Regions from separate parts of the Mus musculus genome. Here all the other regions are linked to region 3. Evidence: chromatin loops called from intact Hi-C (ENCODE). Cell type or tissue: heart. All regions are shown on one strand.

The links. Hi-C counts contacts between places; a loop is a spot of excess contacts. Peaks named below come from ENCODE experiments on the same cell type or tissue, not always from the same donor. Only the 100,000 strongest peaks of a DNase experiment are listed, where the experiment ranks them.
Region 1: a loop joins it to region 3, with 4 times the contacts of the local background. A loop is called at or near these places in 5 of 42 quality-filtered maps.
Region 2: a loop joins it to region 3, with 2.1 times the contacts of the local background. A loop is called at or near these places in 2 of 42 quality-filtered maps.

The regions. Positions count from the first base shown.
Region 1 is chr5:67,603,117-67,611,116 of GRCm38, reverse strand. It overlaps Shisa3 (shisa family member 3), which reads right to left and starts at 3,234. Exons shown (of 2, transcript NM_001033415.3): 1 at 2,433-3,234; 2 at 1-81. The coding sequence starts at 2,709. In heart, a CTCF peak has its summit at 3,473; a DNase peak (open chromatin) is centred at 3,006; H3K4me3 peaks cover 2,610 bases; H3K27ac peaks cover 1,467 bases; H3K27me3 peaks cover 5,174 bases.
Region 2 is chr5:67,643,189-67,651,188 of GRCm38, reverse strand. Atp8a1 (ATPase, aminophospholipid transporter (APLT), class I, type 8A, member 1) reads left to right here. Exons shown (of 37, transcript NM_001038999.2): 32 at 2,608-2,664; 33 at 3,389-3,496. Gm15478 (a long non-coding RNA gene) reads right to left here. Exons shown (of 3, transcript XR_003955932.1): 3 at 4,412-6,387. Among named protein-coding and RNA genes, the nearest start is that of Gm15478, 7.3 kb to the right of the region's middle. In heart, a CTCF peak has its summit at 3,388; no DNase peak of the experiment used is centred here.
Region 3 is chr5:67,528,048-67,536,047 of GRCm38, reverse strand. No RefSeq gene overlaps it. Among named protein-coding and RNA genes, the nearest start is that of C330024D21Rik, 68 kb to the right of the region's middle. In heart, CTCF peaks have their summits at 1,789, 3,529 (motif pointing left), 4,856 (motif pointing right), 5,742 (motif pointing left) and 1 weaker place; DNase peaks (open chromatin) are centred at 2,987 and 3,457; H3K4me3 peaks cover 677 bases; H3K27ac peaks cover 583 bases.

The DNA of each region.
Region 1 (8,000 bases), 75 kb before region 3:
AATAGATAGCCACTAAAGAGCCCAAAATGATGAAGGCGATGAAGATGGAGCCGACGATCAGGAAGGGGACATAGACAGGTTCTAAAAGGCAAAAACAGACATACACAGATGCTGGGTACAAGTCACTCAAACCCTACCCTCTGCTCTGGCCTCTTAGAGACGGGAGGCAGAGGCTCATCATGGCTGTCAGCTTGCCTGTGACTGGCAACCCCCAAAGTACAAACCATGGTGATGGAATGCTCTTGCTACTCCTAGCAGGGAGGAAGCAAACTGGTGCTGTAGCCTCTGTTAGCAATCAGCCATCATATTGAACATCTGGAGGTCAGAAAGCCTATATCGTCCTCTTGGTGCACTGAAGGGAGAGGGTAAGTTTGGGGGATCACCATGAATGTGCATTTAAATCTAGGTTTTAGGGGTTTGATCATGGTGGGACACTTAAAGGTCTAACCCATCTCCTAGACTGACAATCCATCTCCTGTCCAAATGCTTCCTGTCTAAGCCAGGAGAACCAAGCCTGTTGAATGAAGCCCCGGGGTGTTACAGAGCTCTAGAAAGAGCAGGAGAAAGCAATCCACAGTGAGCCCCAATTTACTGTGTCTCCCACCATCTCACAAACCATCAGTCCTGACTCCAGACATCATACCTCTGTGTCTACATTCCCACCCACAGAAAGAACAGTGTGTAGTTCTCAGTACTGGTGACCCAGACTTCTTTCTGAGCACATCCCCAAGGCAGAGCAAACAAACTCTCCTTTGCTTCCATCTCTAAAAGGCAGATAGAAATAAGGCTTTCTTTTCCAGAGGTATCAGGGCAGCTGCCTTGGTCTCTCCCCTGTGTGAAAGAACCACACTGAGAGGCAGGCTCCAGCTTCCGGGCAGCAGACTGGACACGTGGGTTTACTAAGGCTCTCGAGCCTGATTTTCTGTATCAGGTTGAACTTTTATCACAGAGGCCTTGAGAGATAGCAACTCCCTCTTATCCAGATATAAATACATATATTTTCTAAAGACTCAGCCAGGGTAGGACAGGTAGCAGCTACCCATGGGCTGCTAACTGTGAGCTCTTCGGCATCCCTTACACCCCCCACCCCCCTGTCTCCGTCTCTGTGTGAGTACCAGTGGTATAGAAGGCCAGGTGAAGTTGGCCTGCACTCCCTGTGCACTGGAGTCAAACAGCTGTATGCTACTGTCATCAATAAACTGACTCTTTGATGGCAATATGCCCGTTTTAAATTCGAAAAATGGCCCAGCGTAGTTAAGTCACCAGAGGTTAAAGTGCTGGCAGGAGGCAGAGCACTATCCATCTGGTTTGGCCTGATCTCAGACTCAGTAAGTGGGGAGAATGCTCCAATCCTCTAGTCTCTGTTTTGGAGAACAACCCCCCTCCCGACTCAGGAGGCAGGCTTAGCATTGCCTAGAGAAGCAGAGAAGTTTGGTTTTTCTAACATGCTAAGATAGCCCTGAGTTCCTGCTTTCTGCTATGTAGTCTAGAAACTACTTCCCAGGTCCTCAGAAGTGGGCTTTTTAACACTCTCCCCTCCCCGCCAAAATTAAACCCCAGAGGAAAACCCTGTTTGATGCTGACCCCTCCCTCCTCTCAGTTATCATTTGGACGACAGGACCTGCTTCTCTCTCCCTGTCTTTCTGGGGATCAGAGTGTGCAGGCCCCACACTGCCACCTCCCAGTCCTGGGGAGACACAGGCTCTCAGCTCCACACACTTCTCGGGTTTCCTGGCAGTAAAACCTTCGCCTTGAGCCTTAAAAGGTTTCCCTGATGTTCCAACTCAAGTGGAAAACTTTTTTTTCAAGGTGTAAATTTCCTCAGCTGGGGTCCTGATTTATTCACCTCTTAAGTGAGCAAGTGGACAAGTGAGCGGAAATTTGACCCGTGTTTTCCGACGTGAGAATAGGGGGCCTGAGAAATCCCTGTGACCCGGAATTTTAAATCCTCACCTCCAAAGACTTGGGTGTTTCTGAAAAGCGTGACAATAGGGGGTGGACTAGAGAGGGTAATTGGATGCAGAGAATTGTAAGGAAGTTGGAAGAGTGACGAAATGCTACTACTCGACAAAAGAAAATAAGGGGGTGATCAGAGTCGAGTTCCCTGGCACCCGCACTTCCGGAGTTCCCCCACTTGACCAGAGCGCCCAGGAAACCCAACCTAGCTCCAGCTGTCTACCCTAGAAGCACCAGGTTCCCGCCAGACCAGCAGTTCCTGCGAACCCTTGCAAACTTTCCCTAGGGCCGAACCATGGGCATCACGTGCAGCCGGGACCCAAACTGCAAAGCGATAGGACCCCTGACCTGAAATACGATCACCCTCTTTTTCTTCAATCCCCAGACCCAGAGGTGGTCCACTTTGTGGCCCGAGCTAGTAAGGCGTGCCTGTGTCGGGTGGGCGAGCCATGTCCGCCCAGGGATGCCGCACTTACGCGCGGTGATGCCAGGATGCTCCAGCTCTCCGCGGTCGTTGGTGCAGCCCCCCTGCTCCAACCTGGCGTCGGCTGCCGCGCAGCAGTAGCGCAGCGCACACGAGCCGCAGCAGATGGTGGCGTCCTGCGTGTCGAAGTCCTCGGGGCACTGGAACCCCTCGTGATAGTTGCCCTGCGCGTCCACCCAGCCGTGGCAGTATTCCCCAGGCTGCTGCGCGCCCGCCGGGCCCCAACGTAGCAAGCCCACGAGCAGACAGAACGCCAGCAGCGCCCCCATCGCCGCCCCGCGCCCGGTGGCAGCTGGAGAATCCGAGGGCGGAGCCGGAGCTCCGGGGGACCAAGGTTCCGCCTCCCCGAGGCACCACGCGGCCGGTTGACCTCCCGGTCAAGAACGCGTTCTCGTGGGTTAGCAGCGGCTGGGCAGGAGGCGTGGGCTGCTCTGCGGGCTCCGCTGGCCGGAGGACAGCATGGTGCGCGAGGGTGAGGGGACCAGGGATCGCGGGAGGCCACCGCGTAGGCTGCGACTGAAGCAGCGGCCGCCTTTAGCCAGGCTCATCGCGCTAGGAGCACCCGGGGCCAGGCCGCTATTCTTGCGGGCCGTCGAGCCCTGAACGACCAACTCCAGGGCCGGGCAATGTCCCAATCGTGGGCTGTCGCCCGGTACCCGGCAGAGCCGGGAACTGAGCTTGGCTCTCCACGTGCAGGTCTCGGGGACCAACGGCTAATTCCGCTCCCGCCCCTGACTGTCACGCAGGCGGGAGACAGCCCAGTCGCGGCCAAGTGCAGAGGGCCTGGGGTGGCTGACAGCTCTGCCTGGAGGGCGTCCCTTAAAAAGGCAGAGGGAGGAGGAGACTCGAGGGTGAGGAAAGTCCGCCCTCCGGGGTCGCCGCGCGAGCTAATCACAGCGGGTGCACCGCGATGCGGTCCGCACGCCCGCAGGTTCACGCGCGTCTCCCCTCCGCCCCCACCCACGGCGCTACCCCGGGCCTTGGCGGTGACCCCGAGGGGACCAGGCCGAGCCTGCCACCTAGCTGTCACATAGCCAGGGGAAAACCTGCAGAAGGATGAGGAAGACTACGGTCCCGCTTCCGTCCACGCCTGCCAGCTCACGAGGGGACTTGCGCCGCGCTTGAGTTCCACGGGTTTCTTTTAAAAAACGAGCGTGGCGTCTGAAGTCCCCTAACTGTTCTGTCGGCTTGTGCACAGACTCAGTTTGTCCCTGGGCCGCCGATTCTGAGGATTCGTTCGATTCCGATAACCTGATTTTTAGGGTCACCAACATTTGCACCTCACTCCCACCCCTTCACCCCTCCTTTCCAGCTTCCACGAGTTCACGCTCAGGCGCCTCCTTCCCGCACCGCTGAGCCGGCGCCGGGGAGGACCCGGGTCAGCCCCGCCAGCCTCACTTCAAAGGCCAGGATTTCGGTGTTCCGCGCCCGCAAAGGAAATAAAAGAGCAGAATTAATGATAATCGAGCCTATCTGAACTTCTGTTCGGGCAAAGAAACACATTTATTTAAATGATGTGTCCCCTGTGGGCTGTTTGCAGGGCATGGCTCCTCTAGCCGAGGGAGAGCCTTGTGAAGCCAGAGTTACGTGAAACCGGTGCTAACCTCAAGACTTTATTTTTATTGCAACCTGTGTTTCCTCTCCGGGGTTTATTGGTTCGGTACGTGTGAGGACGTTCGTCTCAGCCACACGGTTTGTCAAACGCTTTGAACACCCTGTCACCGATTTAGATATTAGCAAGTCTCCTGAAACAAATGGAAGAACTTGTCAGAGCACCGCCAACACAAGTATACGCGGTCAGAAGTATTTATTACACCCGCAGCTTGCCCACGGTCCCAGAGGCTTCTAGAAAAACTTCGGTGCTGAATAAAACGGTTTATTTTTAAGTATCTAAATTAAATTCCATCCCGGGTAAAGAACCACTCCTAGCTTCAGGTCTTAAATATTGAGATTGTTATTTAAATATAAAAATAAATACCCAACACGCCACTACTGAGTAGGACTGTGTAAAATTATAACTGCATTGCTCCACAATAAATGTTTGGGGGGCAATAATAAGTTATCAAACTGTTAAGTAAAGCCAAATTACATTTAGGCAAACAAATTTCCTTAACTAAGAATTTAATTGAAGCATGTGGAGTAGAAATTTCGTGGTTAATGGATTTTTATTTATATAGGAAAAAAAATGCTGTCACCGGGCTTTCAGGCTGCTTAAAACAAACAAACAAACAAACAAAAAACAACAAAAAACCAAACCAGTTTTTTAGGGGCAGCAGGGAGGTTGGTTTTGTTTTCAGGAAAATAAAGAGAAAAAGATTTAAAACCACAGCAAATATGAGCTACAAGGATCATAATAAAATAATCAAACTCGAAGACACACTAACGCTTAATAACTTTTCCAGAGCCACACTACTTAATATCTTTTTTTTTTTAAGTTACGATTTGAGGAATTTCATTACATCACAACTGTGTGAAACTGTACAGCAGCCACGGCCCCTCCATCAGTCCCCCAAGGGTCAAGTTTCCTCCTTCTCCAGCTGTTCTTTGATAGCGTTAATATTTTAAGGAGTGATTTGTTGGCACTTCCCTCCCATTAATTACATTTCTCTGTGCCACAGAGGGGTTCTTTTCCCTGGGACACTGGCTATAATTAATTTCCTCATTTAGAGCCCTTGTCTATTTGACTTATTCAGAGGGTGCTCTGCTCAAATTTAGTTGGATGATATTTGCTAATGGAAAATAACCAAACTTCTAAATAAGTTGATACTCCATAAATCTGAGAAGTTGCAAACACTAAAACAACCGTGCATTGTGCTTTTCTCTCTTGCGTCCTGGATCCAGACTGATTTCAGGTTACAATAAGCAGCCCCTCAGGTTAGGAGAGGGACGGATAGGTGAGGGGTGCTTGTGCTGAAAGATTCCCTCAAACTTTACACATTGATAGCCTTTAAAGTCATAAACAATGCTCTCAGAAAGATATTTGCCTCTTTGTGGGCTTACAAATATCTGCGATTTCAAAGATTTTGTTTTTATTTTCCTAGTAAAGATTTATAAGTCTCCAGAGACTCCCTCCCCAAAGCCTTTGGGAGAGTGCCCTGGAGAAAGGTGACCAAAACTCCACACCCACAGTATCATGTACATGTTTTAGACATGTTACATTTCTCCCTGTCTCAGTAACAAAAAGCCCCTATTTTTGTGAATAACACAATCTTAAGAAATCACTTTCCCAGCCTATTCTCTCTTGTGGTCTTCAGGAAATTTCTATCGGAAATGAGCTACATGGTATGATGTCTAGGGTTTTTCTTTATTAAACACTAGAAAGGTGGGGGGGGGGAGTTCAGGGGGGAAGGAGAGGGAGAAGAAAAAAGGAAAAACCCAGAGAAGATGAGATGGCAGCAGGCTGATAATTTCAGCTGAGTAAAGGGACGGTGGATGGCAGAATCACAACTCTGTTTTATGCAGAAATAAAAAAAAAATAAACCAGCTTCTAGCTATTATAAATAAGGCTGCTATGAACATAGTGGAGCATGTGTTCTTCTTACCAGTTGGAGCATCTTCTGGGTATATGCCCAGGAGAGATATTGCGGGATCCTCCAGTAGTACTATGTTCAACTTTCTGAGGAACCTCCAGACTGACTTCCAGAGTGGTTGCACAAGATTGCAATCCCACCAACAATGGAGGAGTGTTCCTCTTTCTCCACAATCCTCACCAGCATCTGCTGTCGCCTGAATTTTTGATCTTAGCCATTCTGACTGGTGTCAGGTGGAATCTCAAGGTTGTTTTGATTTGCATTTCCCTGATGATTAAGGATGCTGAACATTTTTTCAGGTGCTTCTAAGCCATTCGATATTCTTCAGGTGAGAATTCTTTGTTTAGGGGTCTGCAACCCTATAGGTGGAACAACAATATGAACTAACCAGTACCCTGGAGCTCTTGTCTCTAGCTGCATATGTAGCAGAAGATGTCCTAGTCGGCCATCACTGGGAAGAGAGGCCCATTGGTATTGTAAACTTTATATGCCCCAGTACAGGGGAAAGCCAGGGCCAAGAAGAGGGAGTGGGTGGGTAGGGGAGCAGGGCGGAGGGAGGGTATAGGAAACTTTTGGCATAGCATTTGAAATGTATATAAAGAAAATATCTTTTTAAAAAATGTTCTTTAGTACAGAGCCTTTTGTATTACAATCTCTTTTAGGTTTTAGACTTTTCCTTATGTTCCTCAGATACAAGCATCCCAGTAAAACCTACTTGGTCCATTTGGTTAAAAAAAGAAAAAAAAAAAAACTGCACACTTTCTCTGACGTCACTATTGATAAAATGCAGGCCCTTGAGTTCTACTATATTAGGGTTAGGGTTAGGGTTAGTCCCATAAATCATAGATCGGTACTGTAGCCTCCTTTATCAAACTTTGTTGTTTGCTTCTCTCTCTCTCTCTCGTATATTCCTTTGGATATATAGTAAGTGGAGAGAGAGAGAGACAGAGAGACAGAGACAGACAGAGACAGAGACAGAGACAGAGACAGAGACAGAGACAGAGACAGAGAGAGAAGAGAGCTTAACATAGAAAGGGCTGAGAAACAAAATATGCTAAAGAAAGAGAAAGAAACTCCACAGGGACACCCCATCATTGAAAAGAGGCCCCTTGGCATTGCAAACTTTATATGCCTCAGTACAGGGGAACGCCAGGGCCAAGAAGTGGGAGTGGGTGGGTAGGGAAGTGGGGGGAGGGACTTTTGGATTAGCATTGGAAATGTAAATGAAGAAAATACCTAATTTTAAAAAAATGTTCTACAGAAAAAAAAAAAATCAAGCTTTGATTCAGGAAGCTCTCATAAACTACTTGCATTGACCCGGGAAAACAAAGTTGTAAAAAACAAGTTAGCTGTGGAGGTGGGAAGATCTATGCCATCTCGGAACTTTTTGGCATTGTGATGTGTTTGCTAAACCCTTTAAATCCCAGGCTGTAGATTATCCAGAGCCTTCTTTTTGTTTTTGTTTTTAAATCATCATTCCCTAAAATCATGACTCAAGAATAACAAAAGTTTTTTAGCAAAACAACAACCAATAGTTTCTTAACTCAAGCCCTTGTCTGGAGTGTTTTGTTATCACTTCCTTTAACTCCTTTCCTGGTGACCTAATGAAATTCTTTTCTTGGGTCACTCACTGTAAATCTTATCCCAGGCCATTGTAACCCCGAGTTAATTGAAAGATACTTTTTTATTTTTTTGAGAGTTGCAGGATCTCCTACTTACCACTAAAGTATATAAAGGTCCCAAGAAATAGAAGGTATTCTCTCAGACCCCGGAGACTGGTCCCCAAGGAGGTGTTTATTGGACAGTCAATTTCTCATGATTGATTAAACATGTTCTTCCACCTGCCCAGAATATCTGGCAGCCTCGGCCTTGTCATTCATAAAGAGAAGGGATTACACACAATGCCCTCGAAGCAGAGTGTGAGTGAGTGAGTGAGTACCTGGGGACCTTGTGGAAACAGATTTGGGTTCTGAGCACGTACAGAGGCAGAGCCTGCGTGTCGAAGGAGCTTGTGGGTGAAGTGGTGATGC
Region 2 (8,000 bases), 120 kb before region 3:
CAGTGTAGTGGTAGATCTGCCCAATATAGGTGTGCAGCTTATAAATTTTATAACTGAGTTGTGTGTTCTTTGCACGGACTTATTGGGGTTGGAGATTGACCACAACATATTTAAGTTTTTTATTTTCATTTTTGTTTTGAGGTACGACCTCACTGTGTAGCCCAGGATGGCCTTTAATTCAGAGCCCTTTTGACTCCACCTCCAGGCAAGAACAATTACCAGTCACATGGGCACCACCACACCTGTTCTTTCTAACTATGATTGGTATTCACTGACTTTATAAGATTTCTGTTACTTTGATTCTCAGCCTTTATTTTTGGGTGTACACCCAGTGATTTCTCTAGAGGCTCAAGCTAACTAACTTTACAGTGATCTGGGGCTGGGGAAATGGCTCGGTGGTTAAAAGCACTGGCTGCTCCTGAGGTCCTGGGTTTGGTTCTGAGCACCCACGTATTAGTGCATAACCATCTATAACTCCAGAAGGAGGGTTTCACACTCTCTTCTGACCTTGGGAGTTCCTGCCCTGACTTTAGTCCTTGATACTATAGCCTGTAAGATGACCCTTTCCTCCCGGGTTGCTTCCCGTCATGGTGTATACCACAGCAAGAGAAAGCAAACTAGAATGGAAATTGGTACCAGAAGTGGGACCTTGTTGTAAGAAACCTTACCATGTTCAATGTTGGGAGTTAGGGGTGGAGGTTATTGTAGAGATCCAGGTGGAAAAGACACTGAATGCTCAATGATTAATGGGCTATTCTGTGAAAGCTTGGAAGACAAAAAAGCACAGATGATGAGGCCTGGCTCGTGAAGTTTCAGAGGGAACTTTTGGGGTCCCTCAAAGACTCCCAGAGTCATTAGTATAAAAATTTGAATGTAAAACCTGCCGTTTCTGGTCAGCTGGAGCTGAAGAATCAGCTGTGACTAACAAGAAACCAGCAGCACTGAAGCGACTGCCCAGCTAGGACAGTGGGACAACTGAGGCTGGCTAGCTGGGGCTGCGATTCTGCAGCAATCATTAATAAGAGACCAGCATCACTGGGGTGAAATCTTCTGAGAAGTATTTCTTTGGGGTCAGTACACAGTGCGGGGCCAGTGCTGCACATCAACTGGCTATAGAACTCAGCAGATAGCATGAAGGCTCTCTCCCATATGTTCCTGGTTTTGAAGGCATGAATGGGTCACAGAGAGTGGCTGAGGCTGGGTACTGGGAGAGAGGACTAGAGTCTCCCTGAAGACAGGCCACCAGAAGGCATTGTTGAAGATGCAGCCTCAGTGAAGTGGAGACCCCAGGACTAAAGGGGCCCTGGAGAGAAACTGAGGCTTAGCACCGAGAGAGGCCCTTGGTGAAAGTATGGTGTCAATTAGAGTGGAAACCCCAGGATTACTGGAGATGCCAGGGCTTTGAGATGCCCACCATAGAAAACTAGATCAGCGGGTCATGGTGGTAAGAAGACAGTGACACAATGGCAGCCATGAAGCAGTCAGAGAGAGGATTCATGTACTAACAGGCTTCATGTACTAACAGTGAGTTTTCCTTTAGGCAGTGCATTCTGGAAATGCCCTCGCAGACAACCCCAGAGTGGTTTACTAGACTCCTAGGTGCTTCTCAGTCCTCTGTCTAACCATTAAGACATCCATAGGGGAGACACAGCAGTCAAGGTAGCTTTCAGAATTACTCCTTGTCTTGGTCAGGGTTTCTGTTGCTGTGCTGAAACACCTCGGCCAAAAGCAACGTGGGGAAAGAAAAGGGTTATTTCACCTACATCCTACATCGTTGTCCATCAGTGAAGGAAGTCAGAGCTGGAGCAGGAAGCTGGAGGCAGAAGCTGATGATGCAGAGGCCATGGAGGGGTGCTGATTACTGGCTTGCTTATCATGTCTTGCTCAACCTGCTTTCTTATAGAACTCAGACCATCAGCCCAGGGGTGGCCCCACCTACAAAGGGCTGGGCATTTCCGCAGCAATCACTTATTAAGAGAATGTCCTACAGACTGATTTAATGGAGACATTTTGTCAGTTGAAGAAGTTCCTCCCCCTCAGATGACTTCAGCTTGTGTCAAGTCGACGTTTACTAGCCGGGACACCAATATATCTCCCACTGTAGTTGGTGTGTGTTTCTAGAAGTGGCTGACTGTCATATCCTCTGTTTGCAGAATTGTGTGTACCTAAAGTTCCAGAGCTGAGGCTTAGATTCCTAAATGTCTGGTTGTTTTACTTGTATAACTGACCTTTAAAATCCAGGAAGTAAGCTTTTAGTGAAAAACGCATTCAGTTTAAAACATTCAGTTAAAAGGAGCAAGAAACCCCGAATTAACATAAGCACATGCTATGGCTACTTGTGAACTGTCCAGAATGCAGATAGCAGCACCCTGGGTAGCCTCCCAAATAGACTCTGAGGCTGTGAATGTGAGCAGAGGCGGGGGAGCCATGTAAATGGCAGCTGTTGCCGTGCCCTTGTGAGAGCCATTCACCCGATCCATGAGTCCGTTGAGCACATAGCTGGTTTGACTCCAACCTGAGTCTTCCATGGGAGTCTCTATTTCACTTGATAGACTACTATAAAACAATATGTATGAGACAAAGTAATATTTTTTCTTCTGTTTTTAGTTTGTAGTGATAACTGTGTGCTTGAAAGCTGGACTGGAAACCTCCTATTGGACATGGGTAAGAACATCTCCAATCGCAGAACCTAAAGTTCTGACTGTGAAGCAACGGGCAAGGAGGGAGAACTAGGGATTCAGGGTGGGAAACACAGAGTTCCATGAGTTTATCACTGGGGCCCCTCCAGCCTTTGGCTCAGCACTGTACACTGTCACCACCTCAAAATGACGGAGGCATTCAGGCATAGGTGCCTTCGCTTAGGGGTATCATGGGACTGGTGTCCCATAGACACCTATCAGGAAATAATTCTGAAGAACAATTAAATTAGTGAGAGATCTGCCCTTGGACGCAAAAGCGTAGTCTGAATCAAACAAGTTCCTCTTCCAGCAGGTTGGTTTTGCGGCCTGCCCACTTCCAGGAAGAGAGACCCGATGAAGAAAACAAAATTGGAGTTTGACGTTCAAGGTGGGGGGAGGGGGGTTGGAACGAGGAGTTTATATTTAACACCCCTGGACCTACACACAATGTTCTCTCGTGTATCTGACCTCTTTGAGAGAGAACATACGGAACACAGATAAAGGTAAAAGTTGGAGCAGAGGACAGTGGTGGAGATTACAAAGAATGTACAATTATACGAACAATTATACAACTATACAATTATAGCACGTTTCCGGGAGGTTGTCTTTTTATGAAGGTAATACAGATCAGGAGAGAGTCTGAATGTTTCAGTTATGGCTGTGTGCTCGGCTGGTTGGCAGTGTCTTGACCCAGATCTCCTTCCCCGCAGTTCAGCCACATCGCCATCTGGGGCAGCATCGCGCTCTGGGTGGTGTTCTTCGGGATCTACTCATCTCTGTGGCCTGCCGTGCCCATGGCCCCTGACATGTCCGGAGAGGTAATGTGTGCCTTAGAAATGGGTGTCTATTAGCCAGTCTGCGCCCTACTCGGCGTGACTTCCCGTTCTGTGGGTCTCTCTTCGGCGAGAGCTCGACCACCCTCGAACGCCACAAGCGGGAGAGATAAGTCTCTGACCAGTATTTTAACTTCAACATCTAACTTAAATCTGACTTATCCTTTCATAAACATAACTGGAACGGTAAAATATGGTTGTGGGGAACCTGAATCTTGTCACGGATCCCCGTCTAGAAGATGCCATTTTAAAACATTGACCCATAAATGCACAAGTGCATGTAGGCTAAGAGACTGAGAGAAATGCTTCGGCTCCTTCTTTGGGACAAGCTGTCATTCCGTCTGTTGTCGCTCATTCCAAAAAGCAGTCAGCTGTCACTAGAGTAAGTGCACTTTTCAAGCTGTTTTAATGACATCAGTTTGACTCTCGTTTTTTGAAGGAATTGAGGCACGTGACATCTCGGCCTTATCATCCTCCAGTTTTCAATTCTGTCTTTCAGTTTCTTGTTACGCTGGGAGGAATTGAGTTATTAGGTGTTTGTGGGGGAGTGTCAAAAGATCCCCTTTCCTTCAGAAGAGGGTCCAGCGGTAGGAGGGTTTATGATTTCAATTGCAGGAAATTTGACATAAAATGTATAAAAGAAAATGTGGAAAACATTTCGGGATTTCCTGTGACCGCACAGTAACTTGCAAATCAAGGTAACGTGAGCCCTGTTGCGGGCTGCTGTTTCGTAGCGTTCACAGGAACCCTCTCCGGTGGTTTGCACGTATTCCCTGCCTGTAACTCTGCCTGAGTGCCCTTCACTTTTGACAGTCTGGTTTATAGATCATTTTCATGAAATTCGATCTGACAGCACCCTGCTTTTTATAAATTAACAGAATGCAGACACTTTTTTTTTCTTAAGAAAAATGTGGTTAGATTTATTAGACAGGGGCATTATATACCATTACAGGAAAGCCAGATGCACCAAGAGTCCGGCTCTTCCCTCCACCGAACGTGAAGGTATCTTTTGAAACGCACACTGTGAAGCCTAGAAAATTTACAGCATGTGTTTTAAAGAGAGCAGAGAGAGCCGGGAACATACCTCCTCCCTGCCTTGATTTCTAAGACTTTCTTTTCTGGAAGAGGAAAATGGTTCGTGTGTGTGACAGTGTATGTCTTCAGTCTCTGATGATGCTGTGTGGGAAACCCAATGCTGCTCTGTCCCTGTGTTGTGATGTCTGCCTGAACCTGCTTTTCCCAAGCTCAGTTCTAACTGAACCTCTCTCAGTACACATTAAGTCCCCTTCGTGTCCAGATGTCTCTGTGTCGATTTTATCTTCAAAATGAGTACCACAGAAGAGTTTGAGACCCCCCCTTCCCCTGATCACTTAAGCAACTGTGGCTAGTGGGTCTGATGACAAGAACTGAGTTTTTGACCACCTACTTCTAGGACAAGTGCAAAGTATGGTTGGCTTCTAGCCAACCAAATATAATTCTGCCCCTGCCTGTAGAATTCCTGGTATTACCCAAACACGGAACTTAATATCGTCTCCTGAGACGCACGCCAGTGCCGTGTTTAATTCAACGTGAAATGAATGTCAGTGCTCCATCACAGTTCTGGTCCCTTCGTGGACGGTGGGAACTGCTAATGGGAGCTCTGTTCCTTCCTGCTTTCTGACTACCGCGACTTTGGATGATGTATTTACATAGCTGGAGCGTCATTGGAAATAGAAGGACTGTGCTAGTTCAGCTGGAGGTTCTCCTAGCTTGTCCAAAACATGTCAGTCTCGCTGATCCAAGGAAAAGATTGATTCCTTAACACTATGCTGCACTTCAGTGCTTGTCACACATTCTGATGTGTGCATATACATGAGTGTATGTGTGTTCAGATGAACCTCCTCTCCAGCCGAGGGCTTGACAGAACTGCCATGCATGATGTCAAACATAGGTGCTGTCCGTCTGTTTCTTGTGGGGTAACAGGATCTCCTGTGCTCAGTTTGTGACATTTCATGATAAGCACAGCCACTAGTTATATTAGAACTCAAGTCATCTCAGAAAGAAGTGATTTCTCGGGTGTGTGAGATTTTGCAATTCCTAAGGTTCTATATCTCAATTGACACTACAGACTATATATATATATATGCATATATAAGAAGTTTTTACTCTTGTGCCAATATTTTATATCTATTGTAAGGTTGGGCAAAAACTGGGTGATCATCTTACAGTTTGTTTATTCATCTGACTTTCATAACAAAATCAGCACCGTATATGTATGGCAGTACCTTATTGTAGGTAGCAACAGTCAACACTGGCTGGCTTGGCGTGTGCCGTATAATACACATAGTGAAACCCCACCCAAAGCAAGGCCAAGAGTGTAGAGATAACTTCACAGAATTCCTGACACAGTGGGTAATAACTTTCTGTCACCACCAAAAGCAAGGTCACTGGTGTCGAGTTCAGAGTCTACATGCCTCTACACACATACATGTAGTCTACATCCGGTCCTTCCCTGTCTCAACACTTCCTTCTGAGACTAAATTATATGCATAGGGTTGTTCTTAGTTGCCAAAAAGCTTAATGTAGGCAGTGTGCAAGGTGATAGAACAGAAAATGGTATAAGCAGGCTTTGGAGGCTGGGGGACTCTGCGGCCTTAAAGGGGCATTGGCTGAGAGTAGCGGAGCTACTCCCACAGGCAGCCAAGGTCTTGGAAGCACCGTAATGCCAGTCATCCTAGTGCTGTTGAACACTCACTTGCCCTCAGGTGCTTTTCCAAGGTCTGTGTGCATAGTCAGTTGGTCTGACAAACATCTACTGGGATTCCTCTGTGTCAGCCACGTTTCTAGGCACTGGATTCAGGGATGACAGAAATCATGCCCTTCCGCAGCTGATGTCTCTGGTAGGAAGAGAAAGACAATGAGTAAGTAGAATGAGATAAGTAAGTGCCATGCGCATGGGCAGAGAGACGGGCAGCAGGTAAAGGCACTCTATGACCCAAGGTGCTTGCTCACAGTCAGACAAGCAGCCATTGGACGAACCTGTCTGACATTAACTTCTGGTTCTCATCACAAATTTGTTTTAATAACCAATTCAAAGACAAATTTAACTGAGGCCCTAGGAGTTTAGTCTGACCTCCCATAAGGAATGGCAAAGGTGACATTTTTGTGAATGCTACTTCTCTGGTACTAGCTGCTTAGTTAGGACACCATGAATCTATAAGGCAGCTCCCTCCCAAAGACTGTCTCTCGTGGATTTGCATAGAAGAGGAAACCTGTTGTCTGCTGTCCTGCACTGCTGCTTTTCCGAGGCATTGATGCCGCAAGAGTCATTGCACAACCACAGCAAGGACCAAATGCTGCTGTCTTTCTTTGTTTATCCATTTATATGGTACAGGTTGTGATGGACATTAAATGACATCAGTCTATACTTCTGCTGTATCTTCTGCAAACAGAAGAAAAACCGGGTAGAAGATGCAGAGAGGTAAATTTCAGCTCAGATAACTCTTTCTATATGACATGGACAGAGGAGGATGCTAGGCTTGCCAAAATCATGCTTCAGTGATGGGGACCAGTTCAGTCACTAGCAACAGTGAGGCAACAAGTTATCTACATCTCCATGGTGCCTTCTAGTTCCTACGCATCCTCTCTTCCCACCTCCAGCCCCCATGGCTTCTATGGCTTCTCAAGTGGAACAAATTAAAAGGCTCAGACTCTCACTCTAGCTCACAGGTTTCAGGGTGTGAATTGTACAACTCAGGCAACTTATAGACACAGGTCCTTGCTTCTAAGTCAGCTCCATGGGCACTCACATATGGTTCTGGACCGTGTAGTCATCTTCTACCATCTCCGTGGTTTGGGTTCACCTTTACAGCCTTTGGTGTGTGTGAAGACACGGCTGCTTTTCATAGCATATGGAAGGGGAAACCCTTGCTCACAGATAGTGGGAAGAAAGAGAGCAAGTACTTATCACACACTCAGTGTGTTTTCCCAGTGACACATTTCATAGCAGGCATGACTCATGCAAGTTAGATCCATATTGTCATAAATAGAGAAATAGCTGATGACAAGCTAGTAGCCCAGAGAATGAAGTCCCAGTTTTATTTTCAAAAACCACCAGTTTCTTCCAACAGGCTGAGGAATTCTCCACCTTCTCTTGGGTACCCACTGTTGCTCCTACTTGCAGTCAGGAGGGCTGTTTGTAGAAGTTTGTTCTGATTCTTCCTCCTAGCCCCATGCTTCCAGAAATAAGACTCAGACTCAAGATATATTTACAAATATCTTGACCACATAGCTAGGTTCTTCTTTGACTAGATCATGACTTAAAATAATCCACTTATTCTAAGCTGCATTCTATCATGTGGCTGGTTATCTGTGCTAAAGCACCATGCATCTATATCCGTCATATTTTCCCAGGGAAATCTCCCTTGCTTGACACTCTCCCAAAATCCTTTCTGCCTATAGGATGTCCCACCTCCTGCTTCCTGCCTAAGTGATAGGCCATTGAATTTAT
Region 3 (8,000 bases):
GAGTTTATAGCTGATTCCATTAAGCCAGCAATAGGGGGGTGGCACCCACCCTTAACCCCAGCACTTGCAGACAGAGGCAGGCAAATCTCCCAGTTCAAGGCCAGCCTGGTCTACAGAGTGAATTCTAGGAAAGCCACGGCTACACAGAGAAATTCTGTTTCAAAAACAAAATAATAATAATAATAATAATAATAATAATAATAATAATTAATGGTGATTACATCAGGCTAGCAGGTACCTGTGGTGAAGAAATCCTACATGCAATCACCTCTACTACCTGTTTTTATTAAATTAAACCCAAATTTTAAAAATTAATTATTAAGCTCATATTTTGTGTAAGACTGATGTCACATTCTAGAAACACAGGCACTAGCAATTGTTCTTGGCCTTATCCTGGCTGCCGGAAAAGACAGGCCAGCAGCTCTCAGAACACAACGCTCCAGTGTGAAGAGCTCAGTAGAACACTGTGGAGAACACGTGTAGGGAGAAGTATTGCCACAGAAATCCCAAAATGGCTCAGAACAACAGCCACTTTGTTCCTAGGGCTATTTCTCTTCTCCAAAAGTCCCCGCCCCAACTCAGAAGTGAAGGGATGTTCCCAGGCCTTATGGTGGCTACGAACTGTTGGTCCAGAGCTGTGTTCTTACTGTTTAATAGCGGATACAATGGATTACTGTAACTTGTAACTCCCTACTGCTGGAGGCTTATTCTGACCCTAGAGTCTTCTTTATTCTTCTACCCCAGCGTTCAGAGTCTTGAAGGTACCCTGTACACATCCTGGCTTCGCAGGTCCATCCATCACCTCGATAACTAACTCGGATACGTTCCATGTACCCTGACTGGGCCCATGACTAGCTCCGTGTTAAACGAGGGCCTTCTTGAAGGGATTGGCAGTTTTCCGAGTAGTCCTCGTGAAAGAAGCAATAAGCCACGCTAACACAGGAGTCCACATACCTGCGTGGGCGTTGTCTCTCTCCCGGCACCTTCCATCCACATCTAGGAGGGGAGCCGGCTCTGTAGCTCAGCAACTTCTCTCATTCTTCTCGAGCCTCGCCTCCGCCCCAGCTCCCAGGAACTACAGGAGACCACTCAGCACGTCCCAAGCCTCTACCCTTGAGGTTTGCAACCAAATTCTCAGTCCAGATCGCAAATTCAAACACACTCCACTGCTCTTGAAATGGACAGGTGCCCTTTATCATTCACAAAGCCCCATTTTCTCTCTACAGAGCCTACCTTGAGAGGCCCCTGTTTCTTTATGGAACTTAAGTTCCTATTTTAAAATTTTAACTTAAGTGCTAAATTCTGCTGAGATGTCCCTGTCTTAATCTGGGGAAGACGCTGTTCAAGCAGCAAAGAGGAGACAAATACGCTCGTGCATTCTAAAAGGCGGCAATCCGGATCTCTTATGTTCACCAATTTAACTGTCCAAGCCATAACACGTCACTGTCTGCTTCCTTCTGCAACCTTTCTGAGAGGAAAAACGTCTATTCCGAAGCACTTTTGGGGTGTTGTTGGGTCAGATCCCTAAACGGTCTTTAGGTCAACAACTGACCTAAACTGAGGGTCAACAACTAATCATTTTCATTCATACAATACAACGACGTTACTGGGCAGAGCCAGACCGTGGCCGATGGTGATTCCACAAAGTAAGTAGAAGTCACAGGCAACATCAGAATCACCGTGAGAGAAGGCTACTGGACATTGCCCAGAAAGCAGAAGGACCTGGAGAGAAAAGAAACAGCTGCAGAAAGAGAAACAAAACCCCCCAAAGAACCAATTTCCTAGGGAGTCAGACTGCTGAGTAGCTCCGCCTGCAGGTCTCTGCAGTCATTGCTTCTCTTCGTAACTGATTTTCAGATTACTATATATTCTCCTTTACCAGTGATTGAGATGTTGAGAAAAGATGATAGGTAGATGATAGATAGATAGATAGATAGATAGATAGATAGATAGATAGATAGATAGATGATAGATAGATAGATAGATAGATAGATAGATAGATAGATAGATAGATCTATCATTCAATCACTTTGCCTACACAGGAGACCTCTAGAAAAATAAAGTCATTCTAGATAGATAGATAGATAGATAGATAGATAGATAGATAGATAGATAGATAGATAGATGATAGATAGACAGACGGACAGAGGTCAAGGCCCTTTGCTTTACCAAAATCGTCGGAGCCTCTCGGAAGCATCCTTTGTAAGCTCTAGGTGTAGAACTCAAACCAAGTAAACTGCTCTTTGAAATCCCAATAAAGCTCACTGCGTTCTCTTGCAGTAAACACCCAACCCACCTTATTATAAATGGCTTCCAAAATGATACTAAGGTCCACCACCGACAGTATGAAGCTGAACTTTTTGCTTACACGTGAGGCAGGGCGCCACCATATAAAGACTCAGTATGCTTCAGGAGCAGGTCAGGAATGAATACGAATACAACGTATACTGATCGCATCCATCTCTACTCTTCCCACGCCAACTTCTCCCGTACCCTCCTCTCTCTCTCCGGCTTCTTCCATACCCCACCCCACCCCCAGCTCTCTTCAAACTTTGTAGCTGAGGTACGTTTTAAAAGGATCACTCTGATTATTGGAAAGTGATTGGGCAGGGCCATGACTTAGAGGCAGAGGACAAAGTTACACCACTCCCGATGCTGAAATCTATTCACTTTTGCATTCTTCTCGATCCAGCAAATGCAAATTCATGGTTCCAGAACCTAAGGCCTGAACACCTCTCAACTCACCCAGACCCCATATTCTTTACAAACCACCCTTGCAGGCCAACAGACATATCCCTCTCTCTGACCTCAGGCCGGGAGTTGGGGGTTGAGCCCGGCACCGTGTCAACTGGGGAGACCCAGAAGCAGAGCAGATCTTGGGAAACAAAATGCTAATCCACCCAGCCACCCAAGCTGTGACTGACTCCCCTGTACACTGAGCTGATCCAAGTAAAACACAGGCCTTTCAAAACAGCAAGGAATGCTCGCCTGGAGTGTGCGCTAACGAGTCCAAAGCCAATTATGTCTCATCTGATCTAACCAAAGCTGATTTCCTCCGGTGGCCCAGCGAGAGGTCAAATGGCCATTCCTGAGGGTTTCCACGGAGCTAAGCCAGAACACGGAGTTCCTGGAGTGTCCCTCGGGCCCACAGACCAACTGCGGAAGAGCTAAGCAGTCGAAGTTTTTAATTTCCCTCCCTCTCTTGATAATTATAAATACAACACTGCAAATTCCCTAAGAGGTAAGTGAGGGTTCACTGCTCACTCGCAAAGGAAACGAAAGGAAATCTTCCATATTTCTCTTTACCACATGTGCCAGATTTTCATTGAAGCCAATCCGGAAGTGGGGGGACAAAACAACAACAAATAGATATTATTTGCTAGCGGGGGGGGGGGGGGAGCATGCGTCCACATTCATGCTGCTCTGTCGGCTGAGGTTTGCACCTCTGCAGTCTCCACTTGTTCCGGAGAACTGCAGGGTATCATGCAGTCTGAGGCCGCCCTCTAGCGGAAGTTTGCCTGTATTGCGCCTGCGTACAGATGAGCTGGGCTTCTCAGAATACCTGGCAAAGCTTTGAATCATTTCCAGTTCCCTTTTATTGCATGTGGCTTATAATTCAGATCGAAAGCCAGATATGCTGCTAAAACGAAGATAATGTCAGGCTGAGGATTAGTGAGCATTAGCCGTTGAGAAAATGCTTGGAAGTTGGCCAGGAAAAGGCCTCTGGTCCATAATGGTAAGATGGGTAAGATTTTTTTTTTTTCTGGGAAGATGAATATATGGCCTCATTACCCTTACCCTGAAGTTGTCTGACCACAGCCAAAGGTCAGTCTATTCTTCTCAGGGCTACAGCAATTTAGACCCCTCTCCCCATCCTCAGGGGTCCGAAGAAGGAGGAGGAGGAGGAGGAGGAGGAGGAGGAGGAGGAGGAGGAGGAGACTGGTGGTTTTCCTGCATGCATGAGGGTGTCAGATGCCCTGGAGCAGGAGTTACAGACAATTGTGAACTGCCATGTGGGCGCCGGGAATTGAGCCTGGGTCAGTGCTCCTAACCACTGAGCCATCTCTTCAGCCCAAGTCCTGTGTTTTAAGTAAAGGGTGAGAAAAAAATATATATATGTTTTTTTTACATCATTCGTTTGTACAATGAGGGGCAGTCTGGAAAATCCGGATATAAGTGTCCTTTGTGCCGAGAGTACTGCTCAGGGCTATACTGCTTGCCTCTCTCGTACCTAGTTCAGACGTCCATCATCAGCACCACAAATAATTACGATTTGAATTTGTGTTTGGTGCTGAATGTGGTGCTGAAGAGTTGGTGTCAATTTCACCCAAAACGGAAGACAGATCCGTATGACAGATACGATTGTCTGTGCTTGCCTGGCATGAGGAAGGCACAACACCACCAAAAAGGAAAATAATAATGAAAGGAGTAAATGAGTTCTAGTGTTCAGTGGTTTAGTGTGTGGTAAACCTTTATCTGAACGCCACCACATCTTCACTTAAAAATATTTTTACTTAACAGTGCCTTTTTAAAACATACTGAAATATTTAAAGGGAAGGTTCTTAGTGATCTGCCTTAAAACAGTACAGATAAAAAGCTCATTAAGTTGAATGGAAATGAGGGGAAAGCATAACAATCAAATCAAATGGGTCTGAACGGTGGACTTTTTAAAATTATACGCGGAATCTAGATCTGACAATGCTGCATATTCCTGGCAGAGTGAGCACCGCTGGGGTCCAGGCAGGAGCCATGTTCAATGCAATTTGGCAGAAGAGATCTGCATCCACAAACACACAAACTTTATTTCCTGTAATTTAATCCCTGTAGTGAGTCCCCTGTTCCACCAGGGGGCGAAAACATGTCCTCAGTTCTGCAAGGCTAGATGGGGCCAGGAGTGGCAGGCTGTGGTGTTGGACTTTACCTCTGAGCTGGGAGTGGCCATTAAGAACTCACGTTTACATCAATCTTCAACTGTGTTATCTACTTAGTCCCAGTGGGACGCCCTTTCCATCCCCTGGCGACTGACTCCTTCATTTCGCGCTCCCCTGCGGCCAAATGTGCTGCTCTGAGATGCTGTAATTCTGCCCAGAGTCACTAGGCTCTGCTCCACTGAGACTTCTTTAAAGTGCTGGTAACAAGTCTTTCCTGACACCGTGAATCTGTGTGATGACCCGGAAGTCAAGTGGTGCACGAATTCATGGACATGGCAGGAACCCCAGGACGTGTGGACAGAGAAAGATGCCGGCGGCACTGTTGCAAAACTAGTTCGACTCTACATCTAGATGTAGGATAGATATATGCTAAAGAATACACCTATTGATTAAGACTGTGAAGAAAGTTAAACTTTAAATTTGAGTGGGCACCTTCTCTTTCCCTTGCTCAGTCTGTTAAGTGCTTCAGGATAGCAGGAGAAATAGAGCTTAGAGCTACAGGGCCACTGTTCCCCCGGAAAGGGGAAACACGCGGGAATGGGGGACAGGGGAGATGACATTGTCTCAAGAACCTCATACCTCCCAAAAGAGACTTGAGAAATAGACAGGGAGAGAGAAAGAAACAAAATTTGGGGACCTGATGGGTTATCCGGGGCAGTCTCACTACACACCAATCATTGCTCTTCTCTGAAAGAGGGCCATGGAGAGCCTGCTTGGCCAGATTCATTCATTCAAATAACTCAAAGGCGACTTTAGGAGGGTGGCCTCTATGCAAAGGCTTTAAACAACACTCCTGCCATCTGCTGGGCAGAGTCCTAAGATGCAACGTCCAACCCACCTTCATTGCCTTGTTCATCCCACCAAACTTGCCTCGTTTTAAAATGATACTTCGTCTTTGACTTCATACATCTTCAGCAACACTGTCTCATCCAGCCAATTAGGAGCTAATTACAGGATCCCCCAAAGCTGCTGTTTCTTGATGTCAGGAAACCCATTTGTTTTCCTCCGATGCATCTATTAGTCCATTATTCCCATTTATCCCATTTGCACACAGCACTCCGCTGCTCCAGACCCCCAAATTGCTTATTTTATGCTTCTTCTCTAGCACTTAATGCAGTTCATAAATTTCACTCTAAAAGTTGAGGCATAAATCATGCTAAAAGCCCATGTTTCTGAAGAAAGCCAGCCACCAATCAAGCTTGGAATTCCAAACTTCAGCATCAACTGTACGCTGACCTACTTCAAAGGAAGGACTTTTCCACCATATTGATGTGCAGTTTAGACTTTTCTAAGAAACTTCCCTCCGTCACGTACAGCAAGCTCTGCTTAAAAACGAGAGTTCAAAGTGTTTGCTTGGTTTTTGTTGTTGTTTTTTTTTTCCCTTTGTTTTCAATACTGAACTTTCTGGCGTGGCACCTTTGTACAGATACACAATTTTTTTAAAATTGTCCTTGAGAAACCACATTCACCTTTGAATAAGATTAAAGGTTATAAGTTCAAAGTCTTCAGTAATTACACACATCACCATCATCCTGTACTCCGCACACTGTTTGGATTGGTGTTGGCGGCACGTGGGGTGTCATTTGGATGACAAAAAGAGGCTGACATCCAACCTAGACATGAGCCTTAACCGTGTCGTCCCATTTCCATGCCATCATAGCAATTTGGCCACATCTTTAAAAAAAAACAAAACAGGCGAATGGAATCCAAGGAGCTGTGGTGAATGAAGCTTTTCCTTATTGGCAAATAAATATTCCACCTGTGACCGGCAGAGCATTCAAATTAAATGTCGGTGGCCAGGTTACTGCTGCCTTTCACAGTCGGGGGAATGTCTCTTAGACAACATAATAATACTAATCGGTACTTTTCATCTTCAAGGCAATTTTTGAGCATTAACTAATCAATCTGTCCAACATCTGTGTGAGTTGGATAAATAAGGATCATTACCTCCATCAGGCAGAGGGAGAAATGATTGAAGAAGGTGAGTGGCTGAGGCTCAGTGGAGCTCAGGACAGACGAACTCCACTTCAAGCCTCTGGCTTTCGGTGGGCTGTTTGGCTAGACGGCAGAGCCTGTAGAATCAGGATACTGGCAGATTTCGGGTAAGACTTTTGCTGTCTGTGTAAAAGGGACAGTGACGGGAAAGAAATTTAAGAGAAGGCTTAGTGCATAGGGACTGTTAAAATTTGAATATGGCATCGCCCCCCCAGCATTCATGTTGGAATGATGTCATCGCAGCAGTGTTGCAGGGTGCATTTAGGGACACTCATTGCTTAGGATGAATTATTGCTCTTCTTAAAGGACTGACTCAGGTCCCAAGAGAGCAGGTTACTATACAATAAGGCCAACCCTTGAGCTTCCTCTTCCTCACACAGCCTCTTGGGCAACTTCACCAGAGGCTGAGTGGATACTGGTGCCAGTCGTGTACCTTCTGAGGATCCAGAGCACAATATATTTGTAATCTTTATAAACCACCCAGACTCTGGGACTCTGTTGTAACAATGGAAGGTGGGCTAGCACAGAAACCATGAGAGCTTACCCAGGAACAAGGCATGACGCTCATGAACTCATCCACCTATCCATTGTTTATCTTGACCCCTAGATGAGAAGTGCGTTAGCTAAATCATGGGATCTATCCATTTATTAAGTGTTAGGTGTCTGCCAGAAACTGTGTTGGCTTTGATAGTCACTATAAAAAAAAAAAGGATACAATGTGATTTTTATTTCTTTCTTTTTTTTTTTAGATTTAATTATTTTATGTATATGAGTGCACCACTGCTCTCTTCAGACACACCAGAAGAGGTCATCGGATGCTCATCACAGATGGTTGTGAGCCACCATGTGTTGGCTGGGAATTGAACTCAGGACCTCTGGAAGAGCAGTCGGTGCTCTTAACTGCTGAGCCATCTCTCCAGCCCATGATTTTGATTTCTTAAATCCATGATAGTACTTCCAAAATCACAGCTCACTTGTCCGGCAGTAGTGGCGCATGCACGCCTTTGACCCTAGAGCTCTAGAGGCAGAGGCAGGAGGATCTCTATGAGCTCCAGATGGGCCTGGTCTACAGAG